Linked DNA regions of Homo sapiens: region 1 is linked to region 2. A link is a loop called in an ENCODE intact Hi-C map of the cell type or tissue named here. Cell type or tissue: K562. All regions are shown on one strand. Each heading gives the region's core, and the rest is flanking DNA. Links, peaks and the distances in the headings are about the cores only. Region 1 overlaps PACS1 (phosphofurin acidic cluster sorting protein 1). Region 2 has its middle 13 kb from the start of EIF1AD.

Region 1 (10,651 bases), core at 1,942-6,941, 140 kb before region 2:
CAAGAGCTCACCTCTCAAGAGTCCTATTTAGTAGCTTCATCAGCAGTAAGCCTAACAATAATAAGAAACACAATATCAGGGCTGGGATTAGGGTGAGGCAAGCAAGGGACCCAGGGTACAAAACTTAAAGAAGTGCTTGCTCTCAGGTTTGTGCAAGTGCCAAGACAGTAAGTGCCTCCTCACACACTTCGTGGGGCATGTCACTTGACTCACTCTAGTCTTGGTCCTGCAAAGTATAGGGTAGTCCATGGACCATCAGCATCAGCATGGCCTGGGGACTTATTAAAAATGCAAAAGCCGTCTGGGCACCATAGCTCACCCTGTAATCCCACTTTGGGTGGTTGCTTGGGGACAGGATTTCAATACCAGCCCAGGTAATATGGCAAGACTCCCATCTCTGTAAAAAAATTTTTTTTAATTACCTGGGCATGGTGGCAGAAGTCTACAGTCCTATCTACTAAGAAGGCTGAGGCAGGAGCATCACTTCAGTCCATGAGTTTGAGGCTGCAGTGAGCCATGATCAGGCCACTGCACTCTAGCCTGAGTGACAGAGTGTGATACTGTCCAATAAATAAATAAATAAATAAATAAACGGGGCAAAATCTTGGCCTACCCCAGACCTACTGAATCAGAATTTGCATTTTATGCTGGGTGCTGTGGCTCATGTCTGTAATACCAGCATTCTAGAAGCCCAAGGCAGGTGGATCACCTGAGGTCAGGAGTTCAAGACCAGCCTGGCCAACATGGTGAAACCCCGTCTCTACTAAAAATAAAAAAAGAATTTGCATTTTAACAAGATTCTCAGGTTATTCCTGTTCACATTAAAGTCTGAGAAACAATGAATAGAAGGGATGCTCAAATTTAGTTCTGCAACTGAAACCAAAACCCTAAGCACTTTTTAACCTATCATGCTGCATTTCTAAAATAGGAAACAGTGAGTAATGGCTCTCCACTGGAGTCCAAAGGACAGCCCTACAATGGCCAATATTATTGTCACCCCTTGGTCAATGGCCTGGATAATGACATAAGAGATGCTTATTAACCTGCAGGTGGCACAAAAGAGGAGGCTGCTGAGGCAGGAAGGAGCAGAGTCAGACCATCCTGACCGGCTGGATGCCAGGTAAGCACATAACAAGTTTTACATTTAGGTTAAAAATTTCAGTAATGAAGGTATAAGATGTGTGTGGTGGTTTGCTTGGAAATAAAACATATGAAACACTCTAGGAATAAATCCAAAAGTGTGTCATGAATTTAATATAATGGCATTTCAAAACAGGAAAAAATGAGTAATTCAATAATGTTGGAGTAACTAGACAGCTAGCTGGAAAAAAATTAATTTGAACCCCTACCTCACATCTTATCTTAAAATAAATTCTAGATGCATAAAAGATTTAAGTACACACACACACACACAAACACAAACACACACACTCACACAAATCCATTTAAGTACTAGCAGAAAATATGGGTATTTTTTAAACAGCCTCAAGTGGACAAGGCCTTTCTAAGTATGAATAAACTCCAAACACATGAAGTCCAGAGGTCATTTTAAAAAAGATGGCTACATTTTATTACATTAAAGAAAAACTTCTGCACGGCAAACACCAATGTAAACAGAGCTTGGAGACAAATGACGAAATGGTGGGGGGGGGGGCAATTTGTGACTCATATCCAAGACATAGGGCTATTTTCAAAAATCCCCAAAAATCAAGAAGAAAAAAGCCCAACAAGCCAAGAGAAAAGTGGGCAATGCTGAGGCTGGAGAGCCTACGGAGGCCGGGCACTGTCCTCCAATAGCTGAAGACCACTTCTGTGGGAGTGAAAAAACTGAGTCATTCATTTCTACAAATGGTTAAATCAGGACTTAGGGTGGAAATTCCCATGAGTTAAGTTTTAGCCGAACATAGAGAACTTATTAATAATTCGGGCAGTCCATACAATGGAATGGGCCTGCTTAAAAAACTGCTGAATTCTTGTTCAGTGGAAGCACTCGGGCCAAGGCTAGATGAGGGTCAACTTGTATGAAGTTTTTTGGAAGGCATGAGATGGGAAACTAAACTGCACGATTACTGAGGGTGCTTAAAACCCTAAAATTATGCAATTCTATTCAAAGACTACATCCGCTCTGGAAAAGATAGGAGAATAAATCAAATAATGATGGGCTATCACAGCTCCATAAAGACTGAAAGCCATGGTGCTCATCACTCCTAGCTTTTTATTCTAAGTAGGGTGTTCTCTGGAGTGGGGATGTTAGAGGATATGAAGGTTTTGTTAAATCATAACTCCTGCACTCAGGAATATTTTGGTTTGTTTTGGTTTTTGGTGTGTGTGTGTGTGTGTGTGTGTGTGTGTGACAGTGGGATTGGGCAGTCCTGTTTCACATTCTTGGCGTGTGTGTGTGTGTGTGTGTGTGTTAGCGGGATTGGGCAGTCCTGTTTCACATTCCTCTCCTGGGCTCCCCAAACACTGAAAGCAACAGCACAATTTTGAAAGAGAGTGAATTAGTGCTGGAGGGTTGAGTGTGAGGTCTCAGCAGCATAGCCACATAACCCGTAGGACGTACTTACGTATCTACGTCATTTACGACAGTCCAATTATGAGCTAAAAGTCACAGACAAATCAGTAGCTCAATAATTCAACTGACAGGTGGACAGTGTTTCAGAAGCTAGTCTGGAAGGCACGTGGGCAGAATCTGAAACCACGTTAAGAGGAGCGCAGGAGGCTGGGTGTAGTGGCTCACGCCTGTAATCCCAGCACTTTGGGAGGCCAAGTGGGGTGGATCACTTGAGGTCAGGAGTTCGAGACCAGCCTGGCCAACATGGTGAAACCCCGTCTCTACTAAAAATACAAAAATTAGCCAGGCATGGTGGTAGGCACCTGTAATCCCAGCTACTCGGGAGGCTGAGACAGAAGAATTGCTTGAACCCAGGAGGTGGAGGTTGCACTGAGTTGAGATTGCACCACTGCACTCTAGCCTGGGTGACAGAGCAAGGCTCTGTCTCAAAAAAAAAAAAAAAGCGCAGGAGAGGAGGCCAGCAGGGATGAGGGCAGGCCTCAGGCAGCCATGGTACATGCTGAACCTGTGCACAGTGTGTCTGGGTGACAGTGCTGGCATGTTTTCCACACAGAAAATCGCTCTGTAATACTAGTAATTTATCAACTAAAGTTAAAATGAAGAACTTTCATTTATCTTGAGTTCTAAAGCTTAAGCCAAAGCAATTTTAGTTGGAGAAAGCTGAGGAGCTAACAAAAACCCATAAAGATTCTGAAGGGCGTGCCTTACCTATCTCAGAGCTCGTGAAGATGGCAACCATGAGTCCTTAGCGTGGCTTCTAATTTCTCTTCAAAATCAAGGGCTTCCTTTCTTTTTGATATGGACACACCACTAAGTACTCTTTAGCCATTACCAGGACAAGCTTTTAGTTCAAAATATAATGAAAAGAATGAGTGGTGAGAAGAAATAAGATTTTTTTTTTTGAGATGGAGTCTATCTCTATTGCCCAGGCTGGAGTGCAGCGATGTGACCTCAGCTCACTGCAACCTCCACATCCCGGGTTCAAGCCATCCTCCTGCCTCAGACTCCCAAGTAGCTGGAGTAGCACCACACCTGGCTAATTTTTGTATTTTTAGTAGAGACAGGGTTTCACCATGATGGCCAGGCTGGTCTCGAACTCCTGACCTCAGGTGATCCACCTACCTCAGCCTCCCAAAATGCTGGGATTACAGGCGTGAGCCACTGCACTTGGCTGAAATAAGATATTTTTGAGGTAAGAGAGCAATAAATAAGGAAGAAACAAGAAACCCAAAGAGGAGATAAGAAGGATTATCTCCGGCATAATTATCTAAGATTCAAGACAGAATAAAAGTGAGTAATTGCTGGGGAGTGAAGGGAATCCCCAGTGATAGTGAGAAAAAGATGACACCGTGACCAAGTTTCTACACTGGCCATCAGGGGGCACCATCGGTCAGAACAACGCCCTGGCGCCAGGGTACAGGGAGCCCTACCCAACTGGACTTCCATATGTACAGGCTGCTCCCACTTTGGGAACACATACTAAACTATAAGCCATTGGAAATGCTTTTACAGCCAGATTAAGAGAGAAAAAAAAATACATCAAAAACAAACACAAACCCATCTGTCCCTATATTTGTACATCCAAATCAGAAATGGCAACGATACGTAGCGTGTCATTTGGATCCTAGAAGTAGGGAGGGCCAGAGAAAGCTGAAGAAATTTCATCACCTAGCCAGGTGTAGTGGCAGGCACCTGTAGGTCCCAGCTACTAGGGAGGCTGAGGCACAAGAATCACTTGAACCTGGGAGGCAGAGGTTGCAGTGAGCCGAGCGAGATTGCTCCACTGCACTCCAGCTTGGGGGACAGAGCGAGACTCCGTCTCAAAAAAAAAAAAAAAAAAAAAAAAAGAAAAAGAAAAAGAAAAAGAAATTTAATCACCGAGTCCCTGTTACTGAAACTCAGCCGGCCTCACAACAGTCGAGGGCAGCAGCACAGTGGGGCAGTGGACTCCGCACAAGGGGATGGTGGGGAATTACGCTAATGGGGATTTCAGGGAGCACAGAGAGGAACCTGGAACAATGACAATGTGATCAATGCCTCAGGAATAGGCATTTCATGCTTATGTTAGAGCTAGGTTCTCATATCTTTAAGAAATTAGAATAAACATGGGGTATATATCACAGGCATCTGAAGAAGGAAGTCAACAACTTGCCCAGTATCACACTTAGCCAGGACAAGTATCTGTCTGGCTTGCTAATCCAGTTTCTTTCCATTAGATATTTTTATAAATAATTAAATTTGTGATGGGAAAAAAAAGAAGAAAGCATTGCTTTAAGGTACATTTAACAAAAAAGTCTGGCTGGGCGCAGTGGCTCACACCTGTAATCCCAGCACTTTGGGGGGTTGAGATAGGAGGATCGCTTGAGGCCAGAAGTTTCAGACCAGTCTGACCGACAGATGTGGAACTCCATCTCTACAAAAAAATTGAAAAGTTAGCTGGGTGTAGTGGTGTGTGCCTATAGTTCCTGCTACCCTGGAGGACAGCTTGAACACAGGAATCGGAGGCTGCAGTGAGCTATGATAGCGCCACCCCAGCCTGGGCATGGTCTTCAGACTCAGACCTGCTGGCAGGCAAAAATCTTTCAATGACATCTCTGGATCTACATCAGGTTATAAACCACGGACATTATCAGCTGTTCCAGTGACCTGCATCGAGGTTGGCAAGATCCTTTGCCCCAAGCATCTGTGCACAGTGATGCCTCCAGCAGCCACTAGTGAAGCCAAGGAGCAGAACATAGGAAAAAAACTCAGCTCCTCCATCTGGCAGCATATGGCTAGCCAGACCTAGTGCTCTATCTTGCAAAACTAGCTATAAAGCTGAGGTGAGAGTCTTTAATGAATAAATGCAACAAATAAACTCTGCAAAGCAGAGTAATAATGGCTATACGAAGACAGGTGACACGGGTTAGAGTAGCAGCAGGAGGCCATAAAGTGCCCAGGACAGATTCCAGAAATTTTCTGGAGTCAGAATGTATAGAACTTGCTGATAGATTGCACACACAGAGCATGAAAAAGAAGCAAAGATGACTCCGGGGTTTTTGGCTTGAGCAACAGGGTGGAAGGCAGCACCATTTACAGTCGGCCCTCTGTACCCACAGGTTCCATATCCATGGATCAAAAATATTTAGGAAAAAAGCCAGGTGCCATGGCTCACTTCTGTAATCCCAGCACTTTGGGAGGCCAAGGCAGGGAGATCACTTGAGGTCACGAGTTCGAGACCAGCCTGGCCAACATGGTGAAACTCCGTCTCTACTAAAAATACAAAATTAGCTGGGCGTGGTGGCATGTGCCTGTAATCCCAGCTAATCAGCAGACTAAGGCATGAGAATTGCTTGAACCTGGGAGGCGGAGGTTGCAGTGAGCAGAGATCCCACCACTGCACTCTAGCCTGGGCAAGAGAGTAAAACTCCATCTCAAGAAGTATGTACCTATATGTATATTTAGGGGGAAAAAAAGGCTGGTTGCATCTATACTGAACATGTACAGACTTTTTTTTTCTTGTTTATTCCCTAAATAATACAGTATAACAACAATTTACATAGCATTTACATTGTATTAACTATTATAAGTATTCAAGAGATTAAAGTACGAGGGAGGATGTGTGTAGGTTATATGCAAATACAGTGTCACTATATAAGGAACTTAAGCATCTGTGGATTTTGGTATCTGTATTAATCCGTTTTCACACTGCTATAAAGATACTACATGAGACTGGGTAATTTATAAAGGAAAGGGTTTTAATTGACTCGCAGTTCCACAAGGTAGGGGAGGCCTCAGGAAACTCACAATCATCGTGAAGGGGAAGCAAGCATGGACTGTCTCACATGGTGGCAGGAGACAGAGGTGTGTGAGAGCGCAGGAAAAAAGCACCATTTATAAAACCATCAGATCTTGTGAGAATTCATTCACTGTCACAAGAACAGCATGGAAGAAACCGCCCCCATAATCCAGTCACTTGCCATCAGGTTCCTCCCTTAACACTCAGGGATTACAATTCAAGATGAGATTTGAGTGGGGACACACAGCTAACCTATATCAGTATCCATTGTGGAGGGCTGCTCGTGGAACCAATCCCCCAGAGATACCAAGGGACAAGTGTACTTAGATGAATAAAGATTGGGAGAGGAACAGATTTTTTTTTTTTAATGAGGAAGGGATAAAATAAGTTTTAGCAATGCTAAGTTTGAGATATCTGTTAGATATTTAGGTGGGGCTATCAGGTAGACAGTGAGTATACAAATTTAGAGATCAGAGAAAAAATCAAACTGGAGATGTAAATTTGAGACACATATAAACCTAATTAGAAGAAAATACAGGATAATGCCTTTTTTTTTTACATAGAGATGGAGTCTTGCTATGTTGCCCAGGCTGGTCTCGAACTCCTGGCTTCAAGCAATCCTTCCACCTTGGCCTCCCAAAGTGCTGGGATTACAGTCATGAGCCACCACGCCTGGCCCAGAAAAGATTTCTTAAGTAAGACATCAAAAAGCACAAATCTTTATAAATGGAAAAACCAAAGGAAATGTCTAAATTAAAACAAAAGATTTCTGCTGAATAAAGGACACCACAAACAAAGTTAGCAGGTAGATGAGGGACAGAAGAAGACATCTGAAACATTTATAACTGCCTTAGGATTAATAGCTACAATATATAAGAAACTCTACTGGAAAAATGGGAAAATGATATGACCAGGTCATTCATAAAAGGAAAATCCAAAGACTACCCAGTATATACAGAAATCTAGCCATGCTCATTAGTAATCAGAGAAATGTGAGTTTAAAAAGATATTAATAACATGTGAAACCTGCCAAACTCACAAAAGTTTTAAAGTCAAATACTAAGGACTGCACTTAGTAGTGGAAATACAAATTAAGCAATCATGCATTACTTAGTGAAATTAAATATGATTATACTCTGTGACCCAACAATGATACTTGTTGGTATTTAGCCAGAGAAACTCTTGTACAAGTTCGTAAGAAGACATATATGAGGATCTTCTTATTAATTTATTTAGTTTTATCTTTTTTTTTGAGACAGTCTCACTCTGTTGCCCAGGCTGGAGTGCAGTGGTGGCACAATCAAGGCTCACTGCAGCCTGAACGTCCTGGGCTCAAGCGATCCTCCCACCCCAGTCTCTCAAGTAGCTGGGACCACAGGCACATGCCACTGTGCTCAACTAAGTTTTTAATTTCTGGCAGAGATGAGGTTTTTGTCACATTGCCCGGGTTGGTCTCGAACTCCTGGGCTCAAGCGATCCTTCTGCCTCAGCCTCCCCAAAGTTCTGAGACTATAAGTGTGAGCCACTATACCCACAGAGCATTGTTTGTGGTACAGGGAGAACAAATAAGGTGTCTGTCACTTAGGGGAACAGGCAAATAAAACGCAGTAGACAGAGCAATAAAAATACAATGCAGTGGCTAAAAGCACCATATAAACACAACACCAACAGAACTGAAAAACATAGTTTTAAATGAAGAAAGGATCAGAATGAGAATTATCATGTAATACTATTTATATAAATTTACAGAAAACACCATGTAAGAATACATATATATCCAAGGATACATATTAAACACATCAGAGAAGATGCTAATGGGAGTGGGATGGGAATGGGAGAAGAGATACAAAGTGACAACAGAAAACAATAAAAACATCAGGGACCCTTGCAATGTCAATATAATGGTATTGTAAAAATAACACATTTTTAATTGGAAGAAAAAGTAACAAATTCAAAGGGGCAGAAGGAAGTTTCCTTCTGCTTCAACTCTCCTTTCCAAACTGTTTGACATTTGGTTCATTTGACTTACCAGGTAAGGAAGGGGGCTAGAGGGGAGGGAGGGAGGAGGCCAACATGTATAAATGCGGCCTACTATATTGCATCTTGCACCCACTTTGACCATGGCATTTGTCATGCTGCTGAAATTATACATATACACAGCTATCTTCTCACCCTGAAAGTTACATCCTTAAGGGCAGGACTGTATCATATTCATCCTCATGCACCCAAAACCCAACTCGGGGGATGGTGCAAAGAATACATTCAATAAATGCTGACTGGCTGACTGGTTGGTTGGTTGGTAGACTGGATGGAAAATAAATCAAAATTATAATCCAGCTGAATTGTTTTCAGCTCAGGTGTACCCTTAGTGCTTGACTATTATAATGTAGCCAATTGAATGTTTAAAGAATTATCATAAATGGGTAGATGTCCTCCTAACATCATTTATTCTAGCATAAAAATGCATGTCCTTTTGGATGGCAGACACATGGACAAACATCACAAAATTCAAGCTGACTCTACAGCTGCAAGGAGAAATTAGAGACACTACTGCAAAATCAGAAATATGAACGATAAAGTTAACTTGAGGTGAAGGGAAAAATAAAGATGCAGCACAAGCCAGGTAATCCCTGCTGCCTGGCAGTGCTGGGTGCCTCACACTTCTGACACTACTGATTCCACACTATGTGTATAATACACAAAAACCCTTCTTACTGGCCAAGCACAGTGGCTCACACCATTATCCCAACACTTTGGGAGGCTGAGGGTGGATCACTTGAGCCCAGGAGTTCGAGACCAGCCTGGGCAATATAGTTAGGCCCCGTCTCTATTTTAATAATAATAATAATAATAATAATAATAATAATATTTTTTAAACCCTTTTTTTTTTTTGATATGGAGTCTTGCTCTGTCACCCAGCCTGGAGTGCAGTGGTGCGATCTCAGCTCACTGCCACCTCCACCTTCCAGGTACAAGTGATTCTCCTGCCTCAACTTCCTAAGTAGCTGGGATTACAAGTGCGCGCCACCACACCTGGCTAATTGTTGTATTTTCAGTAGAGACAGGGTTTCACCATCTTGGTCAGGCTGGTTTTGAACTCCTGACTTCAGGTGATCTGTCCACCTCGGCCTCCCCAAGTGCTGGGATTACAGGCATGAGCCACCACACCTGGCCCCTTCTTACTAACTTTAATCAATTTTTAAATTGACATTACAGTATAATTTACATACAATAAAATACACACATTTAAATGAACAGTTTGATTAGTTTAAATGTACGTACCCATGAAATCACCATCATAGCCAAGACGCAGATCATTCCCATCACCCCAAAAGATCCCTTGTGCCCCTCTGCAGCCACGCCACCCCTTTACCCAGGCTCCAGGCAACCACTACTCCGTCTTTTGTCAAGATATCTCACTCACATTTTTTTTTTTTTTTGAGATGGAGTCCGGCTCTGTTGCCCAGGATGGAGTACAGTGGCACGATCTCGGCTCACTGCAACCTCCGCCTCACGGGTTCAAGTGATTCTCCTGCCTCAGCCTCTTAAGTAGCTGAGATTACAGGCGCATGTCACTACGCCTGGCTAATTTTTGTAATTTTAGTACAGACAGGGTTTCCCCATGTTGGCCAGGCTGGTCTCGAACTCCTAACCTCAGGTGATCCACCCTCCTCAGCCTCCCAAAGTGCTGGGATTACAGGCATGAGCCACTGTGCCCAGCCCTCACTCACTTGTTAAATTTTAAAATTTAATTCTAAAATTTTCAAACATATACACAGTAGAACAGTAGAATGAGCCTAGTTTGCCCAACACCCAGCTTCAACGATGTTTAATGCATAACCAGTCCTGTGTCAGTGATTCTCCCACCTACTCCCTTGCCTGGGCTATTCTGAAGCAAATCACAGACAGCATTTCTTTTCATATGTAAATATTTCAATATGTATGTCTCTTTAAAGGATATTCTTTTAAAATGTATCCACAATTTTCACACTTAACTAACAAATTTTTTAAATTTAATTATTTGTTGTCAATATTCAATATAAGATAAATTTCCTCTTGTCTTTTTTGGTTTGTTTTATAAAATAAACTTCTTAATACCATTAATACCATCAAATAATCAGTCAGTGTCCACATTTCCCAGATTGCCTCACATTTTCTTCATTTTGTCTGAATCAATCATATATGACTATTGGTTCATTCATCTCTTCAATCTCTTTTTATCTATAGAGGCTTTTTTCTCACCTTTTCCCCTTATGATTTATTTGTTGAAAAAACTGTTCTGTTTATCCTATAATGCA
Region 2 (10,651 bases), core at 1,841-6,840:
TGCCCAGGCCATCATGGCGCCACTGCAGCCTTGACCTCCCAGGCCCAAGTGATTCTCCCACCTCAGCCTCCTGAGTAGCTGGAACCACATGTGCGCGCCACCACACCTGGCTAATTTTTTTTATTTTTAGTAGAGACAGGCTCTCCCTATGTTGCCCAGGCTAGTCTCGAACTCCCAGGCTCAAGTGATGCTCCTGCCCTGGCCTCTCAAAGTACTGGGATTACAGGTGAGAGCCACCATCCTGGCGTATGCGGGACTTTCTTATAAATGACAAAATTGAACTCAAATTAGGAGAAGTAAGCAAGGCTCATTGACCTGAGGTCTCTGAGTGGTGCGCATCGGGCAGGGATGAACCAATGCCAGCAGCATGAATTCCTCAGGCTCTCTCATTTATCTCTGTCATCTCTGCTCCCGGCTGATTAATTTCTTTCCCTCCTACAGATGTTTTCTGTAGAAAGCTCAAGTTTTTTTTTTTTTTTTTTTTTTGAGACGGAGTCTCGCTGTTGCCCAGGCTGGAGTGCAATGGCGCGATCTCGGCTCACTGCAGGCTCCGCCCCCCGGGGTTCACGCCATTCTCTTGCCTCAGCCTCCTGAGTAGCTGGGACTACAGGCGCCCGCCACCACGCCCGGCTAATTTTTTGTATTTTTAGTAGAGACAGGGTTTCACCGTGTTAGCCAGGATGGTCTCGATCTCCTGACCTCGTGATCCGCCTGCGTCGGCCTCCCAGAGTGCTGGGATTACAGGCATGAGCCACTGCGCCCAGCCAGGACGCTCAAGTTTATACACAGTCCTTGTAGACAGAGCCCCTTGGGGCTCTTGAGGATCCCTGTATTTCCGTGAAGGGCGATTGATCTTCCTCAGGTCACTTGCTGTGCTTGAGCAGTCACTGTGGCCAGGGCCGGGGGGTGGGAGGGTGTGGAGGACTGGGGTGGGGCAGGATGAGCCACAAGTAATTTTTATATGTTTCCCATGGAATAGAGAGGTTCTATTACCAGAAAAAGTGGGGCAAGGGGTGAGGGCAGGTGAAATCAACAAAATATGTTTATATTTTGTGTATTTTATTTGGCTAGCTTTGCAAGAGGTCTTCCTTACTGGACTTTTCCTTCGTTTCTTTGGGTTTATTTGCTCATTCTGGGTTCTTGAGATGTGTGCTTAGCTAATTTAATTTCAATTTGTTTTCTAATATATTCAGGGCTATATGTTTTCTTCTAAATAGTCCTTTGACTGTTCCCCACTTTGTGTGTGTGTGTTTTGGCGTTTTATCTGTAAACTTGGTCTTATGTTCTTCTCCATTCTCTCAGTGATACTGTGATCCACCTAGTAACATCTTTTTTTCCCCCTAAAACCTTTTCGTTTCCACTTCTTCATCTCTTACCAGCCATTCAGCTTCTGTGGGCTGTAGCTAAGGGTACTGATGGAGGTAGGGTCCTTGTATTCTGCATGCTACTTTCCTATGTCATTCTCTGAAGCTGGATTCCACCTCTGTTCTTCCAACTGAATGGTGGGATCCAACCATGTATGAATAGATCTCCCTGAGTGAGCTGAGATCTGATGTAAGAGCCCCTTGTCCCGATGTCATGGCCAGTCCCTGTGACTGGCTGCCTAATAGTACTTACTGGCTTCTCTTGCAGTTATGCTTGAGACTTTGTGGCCCTTCAGAATCTGTACCTCTGTCACTTCAGGACTAACCTCTACAGCCAGGTCATTTCCACCAGGGCTTCCCCGTGTGGCCCAGTGCGCTTTCCCCCCTTGCCACCCAGCCACCCCTGTGTGTGTGCCAGGGAGCACAGATGGCAGTCTGAGCTCACCACATGGTTTTCCTCTTCTAATCTGTAAATGTGGTGGAGTATCATAACATTCTCTCACGTTAAGATATCCTTGCATTCCTGGAAGAAGACAGTCACAATGGATTTGTTATTATACTGCCGGATTTGGTTCTCTGGTATTTTGGCATCCAGGTGTATAGGTGAAATGGTTTAAGGTTTTCCTTTTCCGTACTGCCCCCACCCTTTGTTTTGTATCAAGGTTATACCAGCTTCATATAAATAAGTTGGAAAGTGTTTTCCCTTTATTTTCATTACGAGAGTTTGTATAAGATTGGAATTTTGCATTTCTACAATTTTTGGTAAAGCTTGCTGTAAAACCAACCATGCCTGGCGATTTTTTGGGTGGGTGGGTAGGTAGGTTTGGAATTAGATTGTCAGTGGTAATAGATTACTCAGGTGTTCTGTTCTTCAGTCATATTTTCAAGGAAAAATATTTTCATGTTATTTATTTATTTATTTATTTTTGAGACAGGATCTTGCTCTGTCGCCCAGGCTGGAGTGCAGTGGCCCCATCTCGGCTCACTGCAACCTCCGCCTCCCGGGTTCAAGTGATTCTCCTGCCTCAGCCTCCCGAATAGCTGGGATTACAGGTATGTGCCACCATGGCCGGCTAATTTTTGTATTTTTAGTAGAGATGGGGTTTCACCATGTTGGCCAGGCTGGTCTCAAACTCCCGATCTCAGGTGATCTGCCCACCGCAGCCTCCCAAATTGCTGGGGTTACAGGCGTGAGCCACCACACCCAGCCCCCATATTTTCTCATGTTTGCTATGGCTTCAAACTTACTGGCGCAAAGTTATTTGTATGATTGCCTTATGTTTGTAATCTTGGCTGTATCCAAAGTTATGTCCCCCTTTTTACATGTAATATTGTTTATTTGTGCCTTCTCTCTGTTATAGCTGGTCAATCTTGGCAGAAGGTCATTATTAGTCTTTTCTAAGCACCAGCTTTTTGTTGTCATTCTTTGTATTGGTATTTCATTAATTGCTGCTCTTACCGTATTTCCCACTTATACTCCCTTTGTTTTTGTTTGTTTTTGTTTTTTTCTCATAACCAATGGGAAACAAACCAATCCCTCTGGGTTTATCCTGTAGTTCTTTTTCTTTTTCCTTTCTTTGTTTTGTTTTGTTTTGTTTTGTTTCTGAGATGGAGTCTTGCTCTGTCACCCAGGCTGGAGTGCAGTGGTGCAATCTCAGCTCACTGCAACCTGTGCCTCACAGGTTCAAGCCATTCTTCTGCCTCAGCCTCCTGAGTAGCTGGGATTACAGGCGCCCACCACCACGCCTGGCTAATTTTTATATTTTAGTAGAGACGGGGTTTCAGCATGTTGACCAGGCTGGTCTCGAACTCCTGACCTCAGGTGATCCACCCGCCTCGGCCTCCCAAAATGCTGGGATTACAGGCGTAAGCCACTGAGTCTGGCCTATATTTAAACATTTTGGCTGGGCATGGTGGCACATGCCTGTAATCCCAGCTACTTGAAAGGCTGAAGGGAAAGGATTGCTTAAGCCCTTGAGGAGTTTGAGGCCAGCCTGGGTGACATAGTGAGACTCCCTTTCAATAAAAAATTAAAAGTCAAGAATAATTAAATATTTGGTTGGTTATTTTTAATAATGTGAGCAGCTTCAAACCCACCACCATAAAATAAAGGCTAGGACTTTAACAATAACCCAAGTAACATACTCCACCTCCCATCCTACCCTGACCAGCCCATTCTCTGCTGTCCCACCCAAGGCAACCATTGTCCGAATTCCATGTGCACTTTTTTTCTTTTTACATGGTTTGCTTTATTTTTATTTATTTTTATTTATTTATTTATTTACTTACTTACTTACTTTTTGAGATGGAGTCTCGCTCTTGTCGCCCAGGCTGGAGTGCAATTGTACGATCTCAGCCCACTGCAACCTCCGCATCCAGGGTTCAAGCAATTCTCCTGCCTCAGCCTCCCGAGTAGCTGGGATTACAGGCCTGCACCACCACACCCAGCTAATTTTTTTTGTATTTTTAGTAGAGATGGGATTTCACCATGTTGGCCAGGCTGGTCTCGAACTCCTGCCCTCAGGTGATCCACCCGCCTTGGCCTCCCACAGTGCTGGGATGACAGGTGGTGAGCCACCGTGCCCGGCCTGGTGCTTCGTCTTTAGTAGTTGCCCAGTTGTCTCCCAGGAAAGTGACTTGGGCCACAGAACCGTGGGTTTTGTCTTCATTCAAGGCCCAAACATCTCTACTGACCTGTGTCTGAGAAGCACACAGAGAAGTGTGGGCAGTTTCCTCAGTGGGAGCCGCCCTCAGAAAATCACTGATGAAGCAAGAAGTCAGGACACCACGGACACCACCAGCAGTTCATGCTGTGCGTGTGTTTGATCCACTGGTGACATTTGCAAGAGAATCCAAAAGCCCCTGTGGGAGGTGTGGAGGCATGCCGTATGCCTCATCTGGTGACACTGAGGAATGAAGAATTAGCAGTACAGGCTGGGCGCGGTAGCTCACGCTTGTAATCCCAGCACTTTGGGAGGCCAAGGCAGGTGGATCACCTGAGATCAGGAGTTCGAGACCAGCCCGGCCAACTGGTGAAACCCTGTCTCTACTAAAAAAATACAAAAATTAGCTGGGTGTGGTGGTGCACGCCTGTCATCCCAGCTACTTGGGAGGCTGAGATAGGAGAATCGCTTGAACCCAGGAGGGGAGGCAGAGGTTGCAGTGAGCCGAGATGGCGCCACTGTACTCCGGCCTGGGCAAGAGCAAGACTCCAACCAAAAAAAAAAAAAAAAAGAACTAGCAGTGCCCAGGGCTGTACACCAGGTGCCAGTACTGGCAGCAATTCTTCCAGTTATTGTGATAGATTCTCATGACGCTAAAATACCCACTTTGTTATTTAACCCTTGCTAATCCACAATGAGTTGCCAAGTACCAGAATCCTTTGTTACTAACCAGACCAGGCTGTTCATTCTTGAACAGCATTGGGCATCACTTTGTTTTAATAATTCTTGTATGAGAAGAGCACTCTTTTCCTTCTGATAGCAATGTGGCTCCAACTACTGGCTGATGTGAGACGGTACCGGCAGTTCCTGGCTGTGTATTCTGCCAACATTTAGAGAAGCCACCAGCAGAGGTCACCCTAAGCACGTAAAACCAGCAAGTCAGCACCTTGCCTTGGGCTACAGAACCCGAAAGCATCTAACCTAGTTACAGTCTCATAAGGGAACTGCATTCTTGGTCCAATCAAAGGGTCCACATGCCCCAACAGCAGTTAGGATGCTGGTAGACCACTGCGAACACAAGTTCCACTCCCCCAGAGATGGATTCACTCACCAAGGCATGATCAGAAGTGGCCTTCCTCCCCAGCAGCATTTACAAGCTGGAGTACAGTGCTTGGAGGGTGGTGGGGAACTGCCCTGGTTTTTTTGTTTTTTGGGGGACCCAGTTTCACTTTTCTTGCCCAGGCTGGAGTGCACTGGCGCGATCTTGGCTCACCGCAACCTCCGCCTACTGGATTCAAGCGATTCTCCTGCCTCAGCCTCCCAAGTAGCTGGGATTACAGGCACGCACCACCACGCCTGGCTAATTTTGTATTTTTAGTAGAGATGGGGTTTCTCCATGTTGGTCAGGCTGGTCTTGAACTCCCGACCTCAGGCGATCTGCCCGCCTTGGCCTCCCAAAGTTTTGGGATTACAGGCGTGAACCACCGCGCCTGGCCGCCCTGGTCTTTCAGTTAGAAAGCACCCAAATTGAGGTGCAGGAGGACTCACATGGAGGTGTCTGTGGCTGTGTCCCCCAGAAACCCTGCTCTGGACAAGGATGAGGTACCCCTGTAGTTAATGTCTGAGGATTCAGGGAGCCTTGGACCTGGTAGATGGGCAGCAAGGAGGGGCTGGTAAGACCTAAGAACTGCAGCCTCTGGAAGGGTCGTCTCCCCAGGGCCCCTCAGCACATGTATTCAGCTCCCCTTCTAGTGACTGCTGAAGCTTTCAGGCCTTTGGGGGTTTTGCCTCCCTGCGTTCTTCTCTGAAGGCTCCAAGTGCCTTCTTTCATGTGGGTCTCCCATCCGCTTTGTGTCTGCCATAATTTAGCTTTCGACAATGGAGTTCTGTCTTATCGATCCTACTCACGATCTATGGCCACATCTTTCCTTCCTCGCGCCCTCCCTTCCTTCCTTGCTTCGTGATCTCGGCTCACTGGAACCTCTGGCTCCTGGGTTCAAGAGATTCTCCTGCCCCAGCCTCCTGAGTAGCCGGGATTACAGGCACCTGCCACCACGCCTGCCTAATTTTTTGTATTTTTAGTAGAGACGGGGTTTCTCCATGTTGGTCAGGCTGGTCTTGAACTCCTGACCTCAGGTGATCCACCCGCCTCAGCCTCCCAAAGTGCTGGGATTACAGGCGTGAGACACTGCGCCCGGCCCACACATTCCTTTTTTGGGGGGGTGGGCCGCAGGAGACCTGCCCATCTGTCCTGCTTCTTGCTTCTCCCTTTCACTTTGTCCAGGGCTGACAAATCAGCCGTTTCTGAGGAGCCCTCCTGTCTGCCTCCTTCCCCAGGTGGGGTGTGCATTGGCACAGAAGGGCTGTTTTGCTTCTCTCACTGCCCCTGAACAGGTGCCTGAGGAGGGAAAGGCCTGGGACCCAAGGCAGAGCAGGTGGCGTGCTGTGTCTGTTGGGCAGGGGCGAGGTGGGGAGGACACTGGCAAGGCTCCTTAAGGCCGGGGGGTACGGGGCTCAGGGACTCGGAGAATCAGCATGCAATGACAGCATCGATGTGTCCGGGGCTCAGGGAGAGGGAAGTGGGACCCAGCCTGATCTGAGTGGAGACCCTGAGTGGGGCCAACTCCGTCTTCCCAGTGTGTTTGGGCTTTGGAGACATGCCCAAGGCAGGACAGCTTTGATTCTCACCACAGCCCTGGGGGCCACGACGGCTGTCTCCTCCCTACACCATGGTGAAGACATTCAGACCAACAGAATATAGGAGTTTATCACCAGCAGACAGAAGGAACTTCTAGAAAACAAACTTCAGAAACAATGAGAAGATTTGGCTATCAGTATTTTATTAATATCATAAAATATGTTAAGAGCGCTTACCATCTTTTTCTCTGATCTGGAGTAGTTTAAATAGCATTTGAATGATCTATTATCTAAAGGTAAAGCCTTTAGATAATAACCTTTTTTTTTTTTTTTTGACGGAGTCTCACTCTGTCACCCAGGCTGGAATACAATGGCACCATCTCAGTTCACTGTAGCCTCCGCCTCCCAGGCCCCAAGCAATTCTCCTGCCTCAGCCTCCTGAGTAACTAGGATTACAGGTACCTGCCACCATTCCCGGCTAATTTTTGTATTTTTAGTAGAGACAGGGTTTCGCCATGTTGGCCAGGCTGGTCTTGAACTCCTGACCTCAGGTGATCCGCCCACCTTGGCCTCCAAAAGTGCTGGGATTAAAGGTGTGAGCCATGGTGCCGGTCAATAAACTTTTGAAGCTTTAAAAACATCTAGGCTTGGTGCCTTTTTTGATGCGTCAAAAAATAACCGCAGCAAAGATTTACGTTGTTTTTAGTTTTGGAAGCTCTTTATTAGAAGGCACCGTAGTGGGAAGACAGCAAGTTACAGGCCTGGGAAATGAAGAACCTTACAGAAGAGAGGAAGGAGAAGGCAAAACCAGTGAGCTAGTTCCTTATGCCATATGTGAGTCACCATAGGAAGAGTTTATGAACTTTCACTCATTCTCATGCTGGCCTTTTTTTTTTTTTTTTTTTTCTTTTGGAGACGGAGTCTCGCTCTGTCGCCCAGGCTGGAGTGCAGTGGCGCGATCTCGGCTCACTGCAAGCTCCACCTCCCGGGTTCACGGCATTCTCCTGCCTCAGCCTCCCGAGTAGCTGGGACTACAGGCACCCGCCACCACACCCGGCTAATTTTTTGTAGTTTTAGTAGGGATGGGTTTTCACTGTGTTAGCCAGGATGGTCTCGATGTCCTGACCTCGGGATCCGCCCGCCTCAGCCTCCCAAAGTGCTGGGATTACAGGCGTGAGACATTGCGCCCAGCCATGCTGGCCATTTTTTATATTTATGTCATTATTTAAAACGATGCTTTTTTTTTTGACAGAGCCTCACTCAGTCACCCAGGCTGGAGTGCAATGGCACCATCTCGGCTCACTGCAACCTCCACCTCCCAGGTTAAAGTGATTCTTGTGCCTCAGCCTCCTGAGTAGCTGGGACTATTGGCACACACCACCATGCCCAGGTAATTTTTAAAATTTTTTTGTAGAGACAGGGTCTTGCTTTGTTACCCAGACTGCTCTAGAACTCCTGGCTTCAAGCAATCCTCCCACCTTGGCCTCCAAAAGTGTTGGAATTACAGGCATGAGTGACCGCACCCAGCCTTCTATACTGCTTCTAATAGAATAAAAGAATTTTTCCAGATTTTGTATTAAATGGAAGCAAACAGTATGTATAATTTCATGTCCATGAGGTTCATCCATGTTACTCATTCGGTTATATGAATGTCTACCCTTTGTTGATTTTTTTTTTAGAGACAGAGTCTCACTCTGTCACCCAGGCTGGGGTGCAGTGGCCATTCACAAGTGTGAGGATAGCTCACTGCAGCCTCAAATTCCCAGGCTCAAGCAATCCTTTGCCTCAGCCTCCCGGGTAGCTGGGACTACAGATACAGGCATGAGCCACCACACCCAGCTAAATTTAAAAAATATTTTTAGAGGTGGGTCTCACTATGTCACCAGGCTGGTCTTGAACTCCTGGCCTCAAGGGATCCTTAGCCTCCCCAGTAGCTGGGATTACAGGCACTAAGAACCATGCCCGGCTATTTATTCATTCTTCTGTTAATGGACATTTGGGTTGTTTCCAGTTTGGGGCTGTTATAAATAGTGCTGTTAAGAACATTCTTGTTCATGTCTTTAGCTGAACATATGTATGCTTTTCTGTTGCTAAGCCAACATGTTCTTGTTCTCTCTTTTTAAACAAAGTTCTATAATGGAAATTTTCAAACATACTCAAAAGTAGATAGAATGGAATAATGAATCCCATTGTACCTGTTACACAGCTTCAGTTTTCTTTTCTTTGTATTTTTTGGTTTTTTTCTGAGACAGGGTCTTGCTCTGTCGTCCAGCCTGGAGTGCAATGCATGATCCTAGAACACTGCAGTCTCCAACTCCTCCTGCCTCAACCTCCTGAGTAGCTGGGACTGCAGGTGCATGCCACCATGCCTGGCTGATTTTTAAATTTTTTGTAGAGATGGGGATCTCGCAATGTTGCCCAGGCTGGTCTCCAGCTCCTAGCCTCAAGCAATCCTCCTGCCTCGGCCTCCCAAAGTGCTGTGATTACATGCACGAGTCACCATGCCCAGCCAATATCATCATTATTATTACTAACAATAAGACTATTAAATGTGTTTAAGATTTCATTATGTTAATTTAAAAATTTTTAAATAGATATCCTACTAGGGATGTGAGGTCAAAATATTCTATCTTAAAATCTTTTGAAATAATTCTGGTTGGGTGTGGTGGCTCATGGCCAGAACTGCAATGGGTGCAGTTGCCTGAACTGAATCCTTTTGCTAAAACCTACTATCGGCTGGGTGTGGCTAGTACTGCAATCCCAGCACTTCGGGAAGCTGAGGCAGGAGAATTGCTTGAGCCCAGGAATTTTGAGACCAGCCTGGGCAACATAGCAAGACCCTGTCTTTGCAAAAAAATTAGCCAGACATGATAGCATGCAGCTGTGGTCCCAGCTACTCAGGAAGCTGACGTGGGTGGATCACTTGAGCCAGGAGGTCAAGGCTGCAGCTAGCCATGTTTGTACCACTGTACTCCAGCCTGGGCGACACAGTGAGACCTTGTCTTAAAAAAAGTAAAAAGGATATTACTAGGCTGGTGACCTGCTAGTGGTGGCCGCAGATGGAGAGGCTTCCCTTGGCAATGATTTAGTAGGGTGGGATGGGAGTGGGGCTGGGCCCAGAGATGCTGACCCCCTTTGTACCATTGAGTGAAGCCAGTAAACCTGCCCCACCCCAGGCATACCCCCTTCTATGAGGTACACCCAGCCCCCTACTCACCCTGACCAGCCTGGGGAGTGAGAGTGCCCACTGCTCATCAAGGTGGAAGGCAGAACTCATCAGCTTGTAGTCAATGCAGTACCTGCAACAAAGCTGCTCCAATCCAGAATGCACCCGAGGGAGAAAGATGTCTGAAGTCCTCATAGCTGTCTCATCTGCAAAGTGACTTCCCAGCGGGTTACCTGCCCTCGGCCCTACTGCAAAGGAATCATCACTGTGGGGTCCAGAACCTCAGGTGGGTGTCAGGGCCATCCGTGGGCACTGCAGGAATACTCTTCCATGGACAGAGTTCACATGTCACCCTCACTGTTGGAAAGTGTCATCTATGGGTGCAGATATCCGTGGAAGTGACATATCTGCTACCTGCTTTGGCTCAGGGAAGCATGCGGGGCGACATGGAGGCCTCCATGCAGCCTGGTGTCTGTCATCTTGCTGGCTGTGCTGTGTTTGGGCCAGGCCCTCTTTCGGGCCTGCCTGAAGGTCAGCCACCCTGTCCAGAGCTTCTCCTGAGCCCCATGAGGACTCACAGACTGTGCCTGGTCCCTTCAAGGGAGCTGGGAGCCAGCAGCTGCCATCCTTTCTGGGTAGAGGTGGGAAGGAGCTAGGCTGTGCTCGGGTCTGGGGTAGGCAGAGCCTCTGCTGGGCAGCCGCTCCCTCAAGGCCGCTGTGTTTACAGAAAAGCAAACCAGGTGTTCTTCCTAAAACTGGGTCCCGTAAGAAGACAGTTCTGGCCTCGTCCTTCCCATACACTCCCTGAGAGCCATTCCTGT

The links. Hi-C counts contacts between places; a loop is a spot of excess contacts. Peaks named below come from ENCODE experiments on the same cell type or tissue, not always from the same donor. Only the 100,000 strongest peaks of a DNase experiment are listed, where the experiment ranks them.
Region 1: a loop joins it to region 2, with 11 times the contacts of the local background. A loop is called at or near these places in 5 of 110 quality-filtered maps.

Annotation. Positions count from the first base shown.
Region 1 is chr11:66,128,026-66,138,676 of GRCh38, reverse strand. All of the region lies in intron 1 of PACS1 (phosphofurin acidic cluster sorting protein 1), which reads right to left. Among named protein-coding and RNA genes, the nearest start is that of PACS1, 63 kb to the right of the region's middle. RefSeq lists a silencer at 2,772-2,821. In K562, for the core only: a CTCF peak has its summit at 3,952 (motif pointing right); a DNase peak (open chromatin) is centred at 3,946.
Region 2 is chr11:65,983,419-65,994,069 of GRCh38, reverse strand. It overlaps the pseudogene LOC100420020. Among named protein-coding and RNA genes, the nearest start is that of EIF1AD, 13 kb to the left of the region's middle. RefSeq lists an enhancer at 4,639-4,708. In K562, for the core only: a CTCF peak has its summit at 4,902 (motif pointing right); a DNase peak (open chromatin) is centred at 4,919.